2 separate regions of the Homo sapiens genome follow, and region 1 is linked to region 2. Evidence: chromatin loops called from intact Hi-C (ENCODE). Cell type or tissue: PC-3. All regions are shown on one strand. Each heading gives the region's core, and the rest is flanking DNA. Links, peaks and the distances in the headings are about the cores only. Region 1 overlaps MEF2C-AS1 (MEF2C antisense RNA 1). Region 2 overlaps MEF2C-AS1 (MEF2C antisense RNA 1).

Region 1 (5,386 bases), core at 62-5,061, 71 kb before region 2:
CAACAGCAACAACAAAGAAGTCCTACATGGCTTCTGAGCCTTTTCCTGACTTTAATATTCCACATGTCATCATTAAGGCGAGACCAAACCCTAGTTGCCCTAAGAAGCCATGTGGTACCACTTGGAGTACGTCTAGGCATTATTAAATGTAGTTTTCAAAACACTGTCTTTTATTTTGTTCAACAAATGAATTACATTTCCCTTTTCTTTCTGTTACTCATTTTCAATAGTCTCCATTTTGTAAAACTTCTTACTACATTCTTTTCAAACTGTGGAAATAGTGTGTGGCTCCTGGGAAATTCTCAGAGGTTTAAATTTTTGCATTTTCCCCAAAATTTGTTTGGTTTCCTACATGGATTTTTTTTTTTAACCCTCTGCCCAATACTTAAATCACATTTACAACATCACACATAGCTCATGGGGAGAATAGTAATGTTTTTGCTTCAAAGGTCATCATAACAGGAGGTCAGTGAAAAATCAAATATGACTTTAAAAACATAAGAGCAGAAAGACACCCACAAAACTGGGCATGTGGATTGAGCGCTAGATGGGTGGTCAACCCAACCCAGACACTCCAGCAGTAGTCCAACCACATAACATACCGGAAAACTCCAAAGTTGCTAACTAAGAAGCTAGTTTTATTTTATTTATTTTTTTTCAAGAATTCTATTTCTAGTCACTGCTATCAAGAGGTAGAAAATGTGCTGATTTCTTGTGTTACTTCATATTGGTCTTTTATATAAGGTGTTTTTATGAAGATATAAAATGTATTTACACTTTGGGGTTTTATGAACATAGAATAATACTCAATAACTCAGCATTTTCTTAGTGTACCAATTGAAATCATCAAAAATAACCTTTAATTTTTGCATACTACATGTTTATAAGTTAAAAATTTTAATGAGCTAGTAGTTCACATAGTTTCATTAGTTTATTTTTTACTATTCTGAATAGAATCTTAGACTTATAAAATCTTATCACTTTAATGTTGCCTGTTAATTCAAGATTCCATGAAGTATTTTCTTTTGGTTGGAGATCAAAGTTTTGGAGTTAATCATATTTTAAACATAATGAAATTTATAAAGTGTATGAATTGCTGAACTTTTTATATCCGTTCACATCAGAAAATGTGTCAGACTGAGTCTGGCTTTTGATCACTAAATTAAAAAAAAAACCAAATACTTGTTTAGTTATTAAAGCGTATTATGTGGAATATTTGATACTCACATCCATATATTTATTTTGGTCGTTCACCTTTAAGATAGAGTTAGAGACAATTCTTCTTTCACATGCAAAAAGAGTATGGGATAAAAAATGTCCTTTACTGTGAGTTCATGTCCTTTGTAGGGACATGCATGAAGCTAGAAACCATCATCCTGAGCAAACTATCACAAGGACAGAAAACCAAACACCGCATGTTCTCACTCATAGGTGGGAATTGAACCATGAGAAAACTTGGACACAGGGTGGGGAACATCACACACCGGGGCCTGTCTTGAGGTGGGGGGAGGGGGGAGGGGAGAGGGATAGCATTAGGAGAAATACCTAATGTAAATGATGAGTTAATGGGTGCAGCAAACCAACATGGCACATGTATACATATGTAACAAACCTGCATGTTGTGCACATGTACCCTAGAACTTAAAGTAAAAAATAAAATAAGAAAAAAAGTCCGTTACTTTTTTTTTTAAATTGAGTTGTAATTGAATATCTCTAGCTTAGATCTTTTCCCTTATTTCCAGACACACACATGTATAGTAACTCCTTGACATATGAAATGGAATAATTATTAGAGAAACATGAATAATCCAAAAATTCACTTATCAAAATAATTTTCCTATAAGAAATTATAGCAAAGGACTTTGTAACATACTTTTCAAAGCTGTGTGGCTTCCTATTAATTTTCTATATGTTAACAGACTGAACCAAAACACCAAGGACCACAGTCCTCCACTCTTGGGCACCCCTAGAAGAGAAGATTGACACCCACTCCTCCTGTTCTTACCTTCTTGGTATGCCCTGTGGAGCGCTGGCCAATAAACATAGTCAAGGGGAAGGATTTCTCTGGCTTTTTTTCTTTCTTCCACCAGATTTCCCAGTAAGCAAGACAACTAGAACACAGTTGGTTTTTTGTTTGTTTGTTTGTTTTTGTTTTGTTTTGCTGTGATTCAAGGCTAAATCAAAATGAGTAAAATTCAAAAAGCAAATTTTGCAATGTGGAAAATTCAAGTATAGCCAACAATTTCAAAACTACAAAACTACAAGTCTAGAGTTAGCAGCAGCTTACAGTGAGTGCTGTTGACTAGTTTACTACGTCTGCAGACCGTGCAGTGAGAGTGTGTGGCCCAGACTGAAATGCATGCTGTTTTGAGGGCTGCAAGGGTAAACTGTATACCATATAAACCAAGAAGTGTGCTCTAGTCAATTTTCTAGCAGCTATCCCAGGTTACCCCAACACTGACCTCATCATATTCTCTCCTCAACAGATTCATTTTTTAGTATTCCCTATCTCACCTGAATTACTGTAGTAACCCTCTGGCTCCCCTGAGTCATTTACACTTTGGCCAGAATGATTTTTCTGAAACACCAATCTGATGAAGCCACTCGCTGAAATGTCTAAAGTGGCTCTCGATCAATTTTAGCGTAAAAATCTAGACATGGCGTAAGAGGCTGTTGACCATCAGGGCCTGTCTTTTAGTCCAGCTTCATTTCTCTCTTTACCCCTGTGTACACCAAGGCTCCAACTGCATCTAAAGCCTGGAGTTTTCTAAAAGCACCTTCAGGCCCATGCTTTCATGCTGTAGCATCTGTGGTTCCTGCTGCTTGGAATTCCCTTCTCTATTATTTGGCCAGTTACTCATCTTTGAAAACTTATTTCAGCATGACCTTTTCTGTGAAGTTTCCTTGGGAATCTTCCCTGGAGCCCTCTCATCCTCCAGCATCTTTTAACATAGCATTTACCTTGGGGATTTGTAATTGTGAATTCACCAGGGACATCTCTGAATGCAATGGGTGCTCTTTGTATCTAAGTGTTTACAATGTGTAGTTCAGTGCTTGACCCTCAGTAGAAGCTCACTAAATAAATATTTGCTGAATGAGTGAATGGATGGTCAGAAACCATACGACTTGGCTTGGAATGGGCTGTTCAGTAGTTTGTCTCTTGGTGCATGTAGAATCAAGATCACAAAGTATATCCAGTTGGACTAGATTTCTTGTTGTGTATGTAAGCCTTGAAAACTGAGAGTCTAGTGTACATAAACCAACTAAAATTGATCTCTGGGATAGATAAGAAGATCCTAAGAGTGTCCAACTACTAGTGGTAGTGACAGTGGTGGAGGTGAAGAACCATTAATTACTAGGATATAAGAATCAAGATGTGATTGTGGTGCTAAGGAGAAATTAATTTAAATATTTTCCATTCAATTATATTTAGGAATAATAAAAATTCTGAAAATAGTCTAAGTTTTTGCTTTTAAAAAAATGATCAAGTTTGAGGCTGGGTGCGGTGGCTCAGGCCTGTTATCCCAGCACTTTGGGAGGCCAAGGCAGGTGAATTGCTTGAACTCAGGAGTTCGAGACCAGCCTGGGCAACATGGTGAAACCCCATCTCTACTACAAATACAAAAATTAGCTGGGCGTGCTGGCATGCACCTGTAGTCTGGGAGGCAAAGGTTGCAATGACCAGAGATCGCGCCACTGCACTCCAGTCTGGGTGATAAAGCAAGACCCTGTCTCAGAAAAAAAAAAAAAATCAAGTAAGAAAGTAATTTCATTTCAGTGGGGAAAGTATTTGGTTAATATTCTTCCTGGATGTTTATATATTTATATAAATTGTGTGAATTTCCAGTAAATGAAAAGCAGTCCTTGTTATTGTTTATCTAATATTTTTATTACAGGTTCTCTAAACATGAATATGCCTTTGGGGGAAGACAGAAGAACATGGAAGCCATGTGAAAAAAACGGATCCTAAGGTATAAACAAAGTGCAGATGATTGTCGGCCATGCTGCAGGGATTTCTTGTTTGTCTTCTCAGTAGTGTTAGCTAATTTTGTCTTCCAATCCGCAATTCCTTATAGGACTTGGACGCTTTGAACCTCTCAGGACCCCTCAGATTCTAGTACATAAACTCGGAGCCAAATTCACAGCCAGCTCTCCTTCAAACTGCCTTATCTGTTTTTGAGTTAATTAGAAGGGCCTTTTAACAACTTTGCATTTGAGTCCTAAGAAAAGTCTAGTTCATTAGGCAATAAAGCCACTGTGCTGGCCCCTAATCAAGGTCAGTACATATCATTATACGACTGATCCAAATTTGAGTTGGTTCAGTTATTTCATTTGTTCATTGTCCACAATGTTCCAGTCACAGTACCAGGTGCTCAGAGTGTGGTGTTAGAGACAAGATTCAAAGTAAGTAATTTTAGACCAATGTCATATGCGCCATTATAGAAGTACGGCTGAAAATGGAATTTATATAAATAAGCATGTGAGTGGTTCACTAAACAGGGATGGGCAAGAAAGACCTTACAGAAGAGATGAATATCTTAGCGAATAACTTAGCAGGATTTCAAAGAATGGACGAGAGTTTTGCAGGCAGATGAGATAGGAAGGGTGCCAGAGAGAAAGGAAAGCATGGGCAAGGGCTCAGGAGGTGGGGAAAAATGTGATATAGTTTGAGGTACTGGAGTATGAAGTTAACAAGGGGAGAATATTTAGAAGGAAGGATGGAGAAGTAGGCAGAGAGCAGATTATCAGGTTAAAATATTAGAAATTAGTATTGAAGTTTACTAGAAGCCAGCAGCACGTTCAATGCAAGCAGGTGCCATGGTCATATTAGTTTTAGTTTAGTAATCAGTGTAGAAGGTGGATGAGAGGGGGTGAGTCTGGAGGCAATAAGCATAGTTGGTAGTAGCAGTCTAGGTGTCACCTGACAGGGGCCTTTACTAGCCCAGTGGTGGACATTTTTAATGCATTAGTCTTTCTTCTAGTCTGTGAATTTCTTATAACGAGGGTGTGGTCTTCCTCACACTTGTTTCTTCACACTTGTTGCCTACTATCATACCTGACATGCAGTAAATTACCATAGCAAGACAAAAAATCTCTTAAACGTGTACTCTTTATTACTCTGTTGGACCATGATGAGAGCAACTTATTGTATGGCTATTTAAAATTATTTATGAAGATAATATTTTTTGTGTTGGAAATGCTACAATAATTTAATTGTGAGATTTATAACTAAGACTTATTGTTCACATTTGTTTTATGTTTTCATATATGTGATGAAATAGACAATTTACTCTGTAAGTCTTAAATATAAAAATGATTCATTATTTCTTTCTGAGCCAGGGATATACTTGAATTTCTTTTCTCCAGTAGTAGCAATAGATGTATA
Region 2 (5,386 bases), core at 113-5,112:
TACGTAAAGGCCATCTTTTGTGACTCTGCTCTTTTAGGGGGTGTATGTATCATTTTCTCATTTGAATGTCTTTGTGGTGCAAATATAGGCAATTTAATCAAACCCATCAAAGAATCTTAGTCATTTATCTGTGTATTATGTGTACTTATTACAGTGTAGTCAAGTGGACTGCATTTGACTTTTAGAACTAACTGAAATGATCTGTCATACAGTCACTACCAGTAGATGATCACCTGAAACTGAAGTGTTCATGGTTATTTATTGGAAAGCATTTTTAAGGAGACATTTCTTTCCAATGTTGCAACTGTATTAACACTGTTTGGTTGTAACAGGGACTCATGTCAGATTAGCTTAATTAAAGCATAAGAATTTATTATAAGTATACCACACAGAGCACCAGGGTAGGAGATGGAACAACTGGGCCTCATGAGGGACTGCATCTAGGAATCTGGATGGGATCTCTCTCTCTCTCTCTCTCTTTCTCTCTCTCTCTCTCTCTCTGTCTCTCTCTCTCTCTCCCCTCTCTGCTTCTAGGTGTACCTCTGCTTCAGTATTCTCTCTGCTTCTTCATCCTTCATTCCATCTACTTTCTCACAGCATCCACATTTACATGTTCTCTCTTTTCTTTAGCCAAGTAGTCTTCAGCTTAGATTTCTAAGAAAGAAAATCTGATTGACCCTGATTGGGGATAGGTATTGACCGTTGGTTGACAAGACCACTCCAAAGATGACCCAGTTAAAAACGGAATCAATTCAGTACACATACACACACACACACACACCCCACAGCCTCTGGATTTTCAACAAGTACAGTATACTCACCAAAACTTTACTATGTAAGGCATTTAAAAATACTTTTGCAATATATTTTAGGAAATTTAATATAGAGAGGTAACTTGTATTGGAAAAAGAACAAGGGCTTAAGGAAGTGACAGCTTTGCTTAGGTTTTTTGCACTGACATGTAGTAAGTTATGGGGCTGTAGGGAGTTTTCCATTTTTACAGTCTCAGTTTCCACACCTGTAAATTGGGGATAACGATACCTGTCTTACAGGAGTTCTTCTGATAATGAACAATAGTATGCATGAAATGACTAGAACAGTGTGTAAATTCATGCTAATAGTCAATAAAAGGAGCTATTACTACTATCTTTATATTTTGTGTGATTTAGGGTCATATAATCAGCATTTTAAAATCAGATGAGGTCATATATGTTGTTGGCTCAAAGAAGCTACCTTGAGGCACTCCCTGAAGAACTTCAAAATAAATGCATATTCTTTTCTCAAAGTTAACTAAAAAGTCAACTCATAGTGGAATAGAGAAAGGTATACAAAGTCAATTTAAAGCCATCTTTCCCAAGCTTCTGTTATTTTCTTTTCTCTCTCTCTCTTTTTTTTTTTTTTTTTGAGACAGAATCTCACTCTGGTCACCCAGGCTGGAGTGCAGTGGTGCAAGCTTGCCTCACTGCAACCTCTGCCTTCCAGGTTCAAGCAATTCTGCTACCTCAGCCTCTGAGTAGCTGAGATTACAGGCATGCGCCACCATGCCTGGATAATTTTTGTATGTTTAGGAGAGACGGGGTTTCACAATGTTGGACAGGCTGGTCTCAAACTCCTGACCTCAAGTGATCTGCCTGCCTTGGCCTCCCAAAGTGCTGCAATTCCAGGTGTGAGCCACCACGCCCAGCCCAAGCTTCTGTTATTGGTAAACTTTTTCCACAAATTGTTGATATCTCTGTAATACCTAAACAATTATTTAATGTTTTTCACTAAATTAACTTTATATGAATTCATCATTTTAAGTTATTAACCTCATGTTTGTAATACTATTTTTGAAATTAGGATTTGACATACTGGTTATATATATTTTCCTAATAACCATGATCATAAATGTGTAACTATTCATGTAAAAAAGAGTTCATCCTTTTACCATATAAAATGAACTTGAGGTAACACTGACTTCACAAGACGTCTTCAGAGCCAATACAATTGACCTAAATCAGAATTAAAACAACATATTTAAAGAAATAAATATGTCATTCAGAAAAAGAGAGTTGGTCAGCCCTGGAACAGAGCAGAAATGAGTCACCGTGGTGACCATCAGCTGACAGCCTCAGCACTCTCTGGGTACCCTGCAGGCCCATGCAGTCAGCTCCACCCTTTGGCAGGTCTTTCCATCTCCTGGAGACAGACATATCACAAGCCACTTAACTTCCCTATGATTCAGTTTATTTGTTTGTGAAATAGGGATATCATATAGTTCTCAAATATTTGACATGAGAAAGCATAAAAGAATGTCCTTGCTATGGACTGTTTGTGTCCTCTCCCCATTCATGCCCCCAGTGTGATGGCATTTGGAGGTGAAGTCTTTGGGAGGTACTTAAAATTCCGTGAGATTATGAGGGGGGCCCTATAATGGGATTAGTGCTCTTATAAGAAGAGGAAAGGACCAGAGTCCTCTCTCTCTGCTATGTGAGGATACAGCAAGGAAAATCACAAAGAGGGCCCTCACCAGGAGCTGAATCAGCTGGCATGCTGATCTCAAACTTCCCAGCCTACAGAACTGAGAAATAAATTTTTGTTGTTTAAGCCACCCAGTCTATGATACTTTTGTTATAGCAGCCCAAACTGATTAAGACTGTCCTGAATAAAACTTTTTAAAATTAAAAACAAAACTTTTTACTCTAATCTTCTGTTGGGTAGGGCAACTTGACTTATCAGGCTTCATGAGTTGTTTTTCCGTTGGCAGTTATATAAATTGGCAAAGAGGCCTTACATGTCCACCTTATGAACTTTGTGAGACAACTCTGATAATTAATTAAACTGCAAGTCCCAGGGAAGACCCTGGTTAGTGTTAAAGGTGCCAAGGTAAATCCTATACTGGTCTGGACTCCTGAGGGCTAATTGAATTTCTCAAGGTATCAGGGTGCAAATGCTTCTAACACTTGTAATATGCTATATAGTTTATTAATCAGCTATTTACAGAAATCTAGCTACAAATATGACATTGCCAATAGGAAAATACTCTAAAGAGATTCCTGGGTCTCATAGTTTATCATCTCACTAAGGAATTCACAGGTGCATACATGATTTTTTTATATATATGAGTACTTCTCCATATATTACCTCACAATAACCCTATGTAACAGTTGAAAAAACTGAGGCACAGAACTTAAATGACTGACTGAAAGTCCACAGTGAACGTTTAATGGTGGAACTAAGATTAGAGTTCAAAGTCCAGCATTCTTTACAAAGTGGTTGCAAACCCCAGGATTGTCTTCTTAGAGGGCAGATACCCAGGCCCCTTAAATAGATACTCTACATTGGGTGGATTTTTTTTTTAATTGAGTTGAGGTCTCTCTCTGTTGCCCAAGCTGGAGTGCAGTGGCATGATTGTGGCTCATTACAACCTCAAACTCCTGGACTCAAGCGATCCTCCCACTTCAGCCTCCTTGGTAGCTATAACTAAAGGGGTGCCTGCCACTGCACCCAGCTGATTTTTGAAGAATTTTTGTGTGTGTGTATGGAGACAAAGTCTTGTTATATTGCCCAGGCTGGTCTTGAACTCCTGGGCTCAGGCAGTCGTCCTGCCTTGGCCTACTAAAGTAGTGGCATCTCAGGCATGAGCCATTGCACCCAGCCAGAAATCTGCATTTTAATGAAACCTCAGGTGATTCTAGTGCGGATCATCTGCTATGATAAGCATCATATCAGGTTATGCAATGTTCTTATGAAGTAACTTGGCAGCAGTTGCAAAACAACACACAAATATGTTTAAAATTCTAGAGTATGGAGTTATGCCGAGACGCAAGTGATGAAGACGAGGGTGCCAGAGAGGACAAGATCTTTTGTGCAGGCTGGTGCTGACCACGCACACAAAGGGGACATTTAGGTTGTCTGGAATTCCTTCAGTGATTTGGACAATGTTTGCTCATCACTTCTTTCAGCTCACACAAGAAATCCCAGGAGCATTTTGCCTTAAAATTCTTATTCCTTTATTCGAAAAAATAAAAAATTAAAACTGGACTCAATGTCTTAAATTAGGAAAGAATTCAGCATCAAATGTTTCTTTTTGCCCTTATATGGATTTTTTTGAAAGCTCTGTCTAAAATACCATGTTCTTTCCATGTCATCTTCATTGTGAATGCAGGCAACAGGATTCTGCCCTTGGATGGCTTTCAGGGGAAGAGACAGAACAAAACAACAAAACACTTTATGTTTCTTTTCAACGGCACAGATTTTTACATGTGAGGGTCAGGGTTGAGTTCAAAATGTTGCTCATTTGGGAGCAATGAATTTCTGTTTTTCAGATGATATGAAAAAATATAGAGTAAACGAAGCATAGGAAAACACTGACAGTTACTTTGCAACGATGTGAATGGAAAAACTGTACAGATTGCATTATATTTGAGTGGACATTTTAGCATGAATACTCATGTGTAATTCATCTCTTACCCTCAAAGTTAGAAGCCTATGACTCTGGCAAGCAGGCATTTGTTCGGAACCCTGGCTTTCAACAGCCATCACTGTGTACCGGGAGCCAGTATGGGATTCCCCCTCAGGGGATGGAAAGTGGCAGGAAGTGACCTCTCAATTGGACCATTGTCTAAGGAAATGTTCTAAACGTCTTTCCCTCAGCCTGGTTGGAGATACATAATCAACATATTTGTGCCATGAGAAGGGAGCCCCAGTCAGGGCCAGTCCTTCTGCAAACAGCTCCTTCTTATTTGTTCTTCCCTTTTGTCTAGCTTTGGGGAATCGCTGTGATTCAGCACTTAGGTGAGTGGTTATTCCTGTCTCCCAGATCATACGTCCCTTCACCTAACTTGTGAATTTCCCTCTGATATCTTACTGATGACATTCCAGAAAGCAGCATATCCAAGACTATTACTGGCTAGATACAAGGCAGGGACATTTGCTATTTATGGCCTCTGCCATTTCTCACTGTATTCCTTCATTTTAATATATGCATGTCTTTTCTGCTGGGTCAAGCGTAAGTGTCTGGAGGATATGTACGTTACTCATAATTTTAAAATGGCTACTATTATCATTATTTGTAGAGACAGGATCTCACTTTGTTGCCCAAGCTGGTCTCAAACTCCTGGGCTCAAGTGATCCTCCCACCTCAGCTTCCCAAAGTGTTTGGATTGTAGGAATGAGCCACTGCACCTGGCTGAAATGGCTTTTAGTTCAGAGCTTCATGTATAATGGTCCCTCAATGAATGAATGAATGAATAAATAAATAAACTTGCAGTGTCAATGATTATAGGGACAGTCCCTTTTCCCTCTGCCCTTGCTCCAAGAGGTCTTTTGAGTTACCTGTCCTTGAAACTAGATCTGGCTTCAGCCCTGTGTCTTTGCTTCTGGCTTAACTGCCATGGTGCCATTT

The links. Peaks named below come from ENCODE experiments on the same cell type or tissue, not always from the same donor. Only the 100,000 strongest peaks of a DNase experiment are listed, where the experiment ranks them.
Region 1: a loop joins it to region 2, with 3 times the contacts of the local background. A loop is called at or near these places in 1 of 110 quality-filtered maps.

What each region holds. Positions count from the first base shown.
Region 1 is chr5:88,961,945-88,967,330 of GRCh38, forward strand. MEF2C-AS1 (MEF2C antisense RNA 1) reads left to right here. Exons shown (of 10, transcript NR_136219.1): 3 at 3,897-3,971. Among named protein-coding and RNA genes, the nearest start is that of MEF2C-AS1, 81 kb to the left of the region's middle. In PC-3, for the core only: no CTCF peak of the experiment used is centred there; a DNase peak (open chromatin) is centred at 3,047; H3K4me3 peaks cover 420 bases; H3K27ac peaks cover 2,535 bases.
Region 2 is chr5:89,032,646-89,038,031 of GRCh38, forward strand. All of the region lies in intron 3 of MEF2C-AS1 (MEF2C antisense RNA 1), which reads left to right. Among named protein-coding and RNA genes, the nearest start is that of MEF2C-AS1, 150 kb to the left of the region's middle. In PC-3, for the core only: no CTCF peak of the experiment used is centred there; DNase peaks (open chromatin) are centred at 2,166, 3,786 and 4,656; H3K4me3 peaks cover 469 bases; H3K27ac peaks cover 3,645 bases.